Linked DNA regions of Homo sapiens: region 2 is linked to region 1. A link is a loop called in an ENCODE intact Hi-C map of the cell type or tissue named here. Cell type or tissue: IMR-90. All regions are shown on one strand. Each heading gives the region's core, and the rest is flanking DNA. Links, peaks and the distances in the headings are about the cores only.

Evidence for each region. Hi-C counts contacts between places; a loop is a spot of excess contacts. Peaks named below come from ENCODE experiments on the same cell type or tissue, not always from the same donor. Only the 100,000 strongest peaks of a DNase experiment are listed, where the experiment ranks them.
Region 2: a loop joins it to region 1, with 2.1 times the contacts of the local background. A loop is called at or near these places in 30 of 110 quality-filtered maps.

The regions. Positions count from the first base shown.
Region 1 is chr1:40,781,560-40,784,466 of GRCh38, reverse strand. It overlaps KCNQ4 (potassium voltage-gated channel subfamily Q member 4), which reads right to left and starts at 680. Exons shown (of 14, transcript NM_004700.4): 1 at 60-680. The coding sequence starts at 373. In IMR-90, for the core only: a CTCF peak has its summit at 1,655 (motif pointing right); no DNase peak of the experiment used is centred there; H3K4me3 peaks cover 267 bases; H3K27me3 peaks cover 1,459 bases.
Region 2 is chr1:40,610,667-40,613,573 of GRCh38, reverse strand. No RefSeq gene overlaps it. Among named protein-coding and RNA genes, the nearest start is that of RIMS3, 54 kb to the left of the region's middle. RefSeq lists a silencer at 1,179-1,238. In IMR-90, for the core only: a CTCF peak has its summit at 1,118 (motif pointing left); no DNase peak of the experiment used is centred there; H3K27me3 peaks cover 185 bases.

The DNA.
Region 1 (2,907 bases), core at 290-2,789:
GCCCCGGGAGGCCAGGCTTGCGCGGGGAAACGCGGAAGGGCGCGGGGTCGCAAACTCACATGAAGACGTGGTAGACGAAGGCCCAGCCGCGGGGCCGCTCCAGCACGTTGTAGACCCAGTTCTGCAGGCGGCGGTAGCGCTTGTGCGCGGCCGAGGAGCGCTGGCCGCAGGCGGAGCCCGAGCCGGAGCCCGGCCCAGGGAGGGGCGCGCCCGGCGGCAGGGGGCTGCCCAGGAGGCCGAGGCGGCGCGGGGAGCCGCCCCCGCCCGCCTCGCCCTGTTCGCTCTGCACGGCCGTGAGCGCCACTAGCTCCGCGCGGGGGGCGTCCCCGGGCGGGGGACCCAGGCCGAGGCGGCGCGGGGGGGCCTCGGCCATGGGCGGCGCCGGGCTGGGGGCGCCGGGGCCCGGGCACGGTCCGGGGCGGGGGCGCGCTCGGGGCGCTCAGAGACGCATGGCTCGGACCCGGGGCCAGAGGGGCGACCCGGGGCGGGCGCGGGCGGCGGGGGCTAGGGGCCGGGCCGGGGCCGCGGGCGGGCGCTCGGAGCCTGGGGGCCGCCGGAGCCCGCACTGACCTCCCGCTTCCCCGGCGACTGGGGCTGCTCTTTCCGACTCCAACTCTCTTATTACGCGCTCCATGCCGCTCGCCTTTCCACCTGCCACCGGCGCGCGCCGCTCACATGTCACCCTCCCCCGCCCCGCCCCTCCCCCGCCCGCCCCGCGGCCGCCTTCCCAAATCGGGAGGGAGCGAGCGAGCAAGCGAGGCGAGGCGGAGGGAGGGAACGCGCGGAGCAGGCGGCGGGGCAGGGCGCACGGGCGGCCGAGTTGGTGCCTGGGCCGAACCGCGTGGCGGGGGCAGCGCGCGGGGCCGGGAAGCCGGACGCGTGCAAGTGGTGTCCACCGCTGCGTGGGGCAGTGTGGCCCCGAAGGCCAGCCCGGGGTGGGACGCCTCGTGTGTGCTTGTGGAAAGTGGAATGTGGAGTTGTGGCCGCGGGCGGCAGGGGAAGGGACGCAGTGTCCCGTGGAGTTTAGGTGTAGACCGGTGGAACGGCGTCTACTTGTGTGTGCAGGGTGGGTGGCTGTGGGTCTACCAGGTGCGGGGATGGAGTCAGTGAGGTGTGAGTTATGGGTCGGGTGTGGGTGGCTGCGAAAGTGGAGGTGGAGTCCGAAGGGGATGAGGTGTGTCCGTTGGGGTCGAGCACTGTGTGCCTGGTGCGGGTGCTTAAAGTGTGCCCAGTGCTGTGTGTGGCTGGGTGGGCAGCGGCGGTTGTCCTGCTCTTACCTGAAAGGCCTGGAGCCCACGGGCTGCTAGGCAGCATCAGGGTGTGTGGAACACAGTGGGCCTGGGTGTGTCTTTCTCCCACCAACTGCCACCTCTGAGCTTCCCTTCATCGTGATGGGGGAAGAGCCACCCTGCCCAGAAGAGGATCCTCCCCGATGGAGGGGCCTGCTCCCCTGCCCCACTCCCAGGTCAGGGAACTGGGTTTGGGCAGATGGAGTGTTGGGAGATGAGCTCTAAGCCAGCCTTAGAGGGGACACACACCCCCTACCCAAGGCCCACAGAATCCCAGCCAGAAAAGGGGATACTTTGTCCCAGGGCATTCCCTCTCCAGCTGGAAAGTTTTTCTTAGTCCCCGACCTCCATCTCTCTGGCTGTAGGGGGCAGTCCCTCTCCTTTAGCCCTCCTGGGCCCTGCACAGGGTTGGTAACTTGGGTTTCCCGATCCTCTTTCCCTCTTCCTCCACGGAAAGCTGCGGCCACACCAGCCGCTCCCTCCGCAGGCCCTGCCCCAGGGTGAGCCTTCCGCAGCAAACTCTTCCCGGTTCCTCCGGGAGGATCTCGAGGGACGAAGCCGAGCGGGAGGGGCGGGGGAAGGGGCGGGAAGGCGAGCTCGATTCTCAGCTGTCAGCAAAGGCAGCATTGATCTGCTGAGCGCCAGTGAGGGAGGGAGGGAGGCAGGGCCGTGGGCTGCAGGGATCTGTGGGGTCCCTAAACTGGGCTTGGCAACCGGCCCACACCCCTACCCCATAGTGATCCTTTCCCCTCTGCCTAGCTGGGGGTGCCCTCTGGGGTCTGACCTGAATCTCTTCTGCTGCTCCTGGTCCAGGTGTGCCCAGGGCCAGAGCCGGGTGCCCCAGGGCAGGTTATGCCCGGATCCTCTACTGGAAGCTGGGGACAGTTTCTGGACCCCAAGGCCCCACTAGGGATGTGGTGCCTGGGCTGAGTTAACCCATCTTCTCTCTATGAGCTGAAGATGGCACCCCCAAAATATGCAGCACTGTCCTCCCTCTGTGGAACTGCCTGGCTGGTTCTTCTCAATCATAGATCCTGGGAAATGGGACTAAGGTCTAGGACATGAAAGGTGCACAGGAAAGCAGTTGCAAGCGCCCTGGGGGTGTTTCTAGGGGGTCTTTTTGAGGCTCTTGTTCTGTAGCAGAAATGGAATTTGAATTCAGGTTGCCCTTAACACCCAGAATATCTGAAACTGGGTCTGTTCTGGGAAATCTAATCTTCAAGCTCAGCATCACCTCTGGATCCCATGGCTCTCTTCCCAGCTGGGGGACTACAAAGGTCCCTTCCCCACCTTGTGAGGAGCCCTCACTGCAGGGAGTGTCTCATCATTCCCAACTCCAGCTCCAGATTACCTGCTCAAAGGCAGCAGAAAGAGGAAAGAGACTGTGGTTGCAGCTAGAGGGATGGAAGTTAGATCTCAGGAAGGACTTTCATAGGGCATAGAAGCCTGTTTCTCCTGCGGGCGTATGGGTAATGGAGGGACACAGAACTCTTCCTAAGGGGTGAGAGGGATGGGGGAGATGGTTCCAGGAGGCCACAGCAAATTTACTTGGCATATGTGTACACATGGAAGAGTGGAAGGGCCAGAAGAGAAAGTCCAGTTCAGAGAGGACAGGTGG
Region 2 (2,907 bases), core at 166-2,665, 170 kb after region 1:
TTTGCCACAACGTGAAAGAAGTTGAAGGACATTATGCTAAATAAGCCAGACACGGAAAGAAAAATATATGATCTTACTTATATGTGGGATCTAAAAAAAAGTCAAATATACAGAGATAGAGAATAAAACGGTGGTTACCAGGGTCGGTGTGGTGGGGAAGGAAATGGGGAATGTAGGTCGAAGGATACAAAGCAGCAGATATGTAGGATGAACAAATGGAAAGACCTAAGGTACAACATAAGGACTCTAGTTAATAATAGTGTATTTTATTCAGGATTTTTGCTAAATGAGTAGATTATAGCTGTTCTTGCCACAGGGGAGAAAATGAGTAACTATGTGAGATGATGGATATGTTAATTTGTTCCACTATAGTAACCATGTTACTATATATATGCATCTTATATAACATCATGTTGTGTACCTTACATATATATTAAAATTTATTTTTTTAAAAAAAGATTAATTCTAGCAGAGGAGTAATTCTGAAGGTGTAAACGGAACTCTAAAGACTATCCTAAGGCTGAAGGAGAGTGCCCAAGAAAGGAACACATTGGAAGAAGGCCCTCTCCTTAAAGCTGGGATTCGAACCTTGTTGGAAAACGTGTAATGAATGTGATGTGAAGAAGTGTGCTGGGTTTCCCAGCCCAAACCTGGTCTAGAGTCTCAGGTAAGCAAGGCAACACCCCCAGGTACAGGCAGGCAAGGCTGGCAGGCGTATGCACAGGGAGAGTCAGAATCAGGAACCTACTCGCAGGCAGAGTCATCGAAGGCCTGGGAGGCATGGAAACCCTGCAGGGAGCTGGCGGGCCATGCTGGCAGCTGGCACACAGGGAGTCAGAGGGCCAGGGCCGCTCACCTCCGTACAAAGCCTGAGATGGGTAGAGTCCATGTGGGGAGGGCTGTGGGAGGTGGGCACAGGGCTACGGCTGGGGCTGTGAGCTCAGAGGCATGAACGTGCTGGGGACGCACAGCCAGGGCAGAACCCTAATGGATGTCCCCATGCATTTGCCCCTCGCAGCAGCGCACTAGTGGAGAAAGAGAAGCAAAACTTCTCTTTCTCAGTGAAGCACACTGGCTCCAGAAGTTTCTCCCTCCAGCAGTGTCCTACCAGCGCCATCTACTGACAAAACCCAACACTGTTCTCACTGCAAAGGAGACATGGTTAATGGGGCTATGCCACTATGCAGAACAGGCAATGAAGGGTAGATTTGGAGTTGAAAGGCCACACATTGAAACTGTCACATCTAGCAATAGGTGCAGTGAAAAAACAATCTGTGGTGTATTACAATAATGCGATAATACTCAGCACTAAGGGGAACGAATTCTGATAATACAGTTAGTCCTCCATACCCACAGGTTCTGCATCCGCAGATTCAATCAACCACAGATAAAAAATGTTTTAAAAAATAAACATACAATAAATATAATACAAATAAGTCTAGGTGGGTTGGCTCATGCCTGTAATCCCAGCACTTTGGGAGGCCGAGGTGGGCAGATCACTTGAGGTCAGGAGTTCGAGACCAGCCTGGCCAATATGGCAAAACCCTGTCTCTACTAAAAATACAAAAATTAGCTGGGCATGGTGGTCCACCCTGGAATCGGGAGACTGAGGCAGGAGAATCTCTTGAACCTGGGAGGCAAAGGTTGCAGTGAGCCGAGATTGCACCACTGCACTCCAGCCTGGGTGACAGAGGAGACTCAGTCTCAAAAACAAAACAAAACAAAACAAGACAAAAATAATACAAATAAAAACAATACAGTATAACAACTATTTACATAGAATTTACATTATATTAGGTATTATAAATAATCAAGTGATGATTTAAAGTATACAGGAGGATGTGTGTAGGTTACATGTAATACTATGACATTTTACTTAAAGGACTTGAGCATCCAAGCATTTTGTTATCTGTGGCTTCCGAGAACCAATCCTCTGCACTGCAGGCAACAAAATAAATGTATTGCAAAAACAATACTGAATGAAAGATATCAAGCACAAAAGGTAAATACTGTTAAATGACATTCTAGAACACACAAGACTAACCTATAGGGACAAAATGTCAGTTAGTGTTGCCTGAGGATTTGGGGTGGGTGGAGATATTGACTACAAAGGATCACAAAGGAGTTTGGGGGGATGATGAAAATGTTCTGTATCTGAATGGTGGCTCCATAGGTGTATACATTTATCAGAATACATCAAACTGTACCCTTTAAATGGGTGCATTCTATTTCATGTAAATTATACCTCAGTTATGTCTGTTTTTAAAATATCATCTGAGACTGGGCATGGTGGCTCACATCTGTAATCCCAGCAATTTGGGAGGCTGAGGCAGGAGGATTGCTTGAGGATAGGAGTTCAAGATGAACCTGGGTGACACAGTGAGATCCTATCTCTACAAAAAAATTTAAAAATATATTGTGGATTCCTAATTAGGGAAAATGAATCAGGCTGGCAGGACAGAGGGAAGGTTAAAAGAAAAAGCAGATAAGCTATACATCTGCCTTTCTTCATGGCCCAGCGCAAATAACTCACAATCTTCCTGCGCCCAACTTATCACCAGACACCTGCACGTGAGCTCTCTGTAACCAGGGCATTATCAATACTGTACAAAGCCCTCTTCAGCACACAGCACCATCCTATAAAATCCCCAGTAAGCCTTTGTCTCTTTGCAGTCAGCTCCTTTCTGGCTGGCCTGCCCATTGTACCCTTGCAACATATTTTCATACTTTCTCTAATAAATCTGCCTTTTTTACCTACAACTATCTTGGTAAATTCTTCTTACGATCCGTGCCACCAGCCCAGTCACTAATCACCTACAACATATATCATCTGAAAATCAGATGTCTACAGTTGTGTAGGATCTAGACCACCATCACCTCCCAAACCCCATTACCTTATAAATTCCA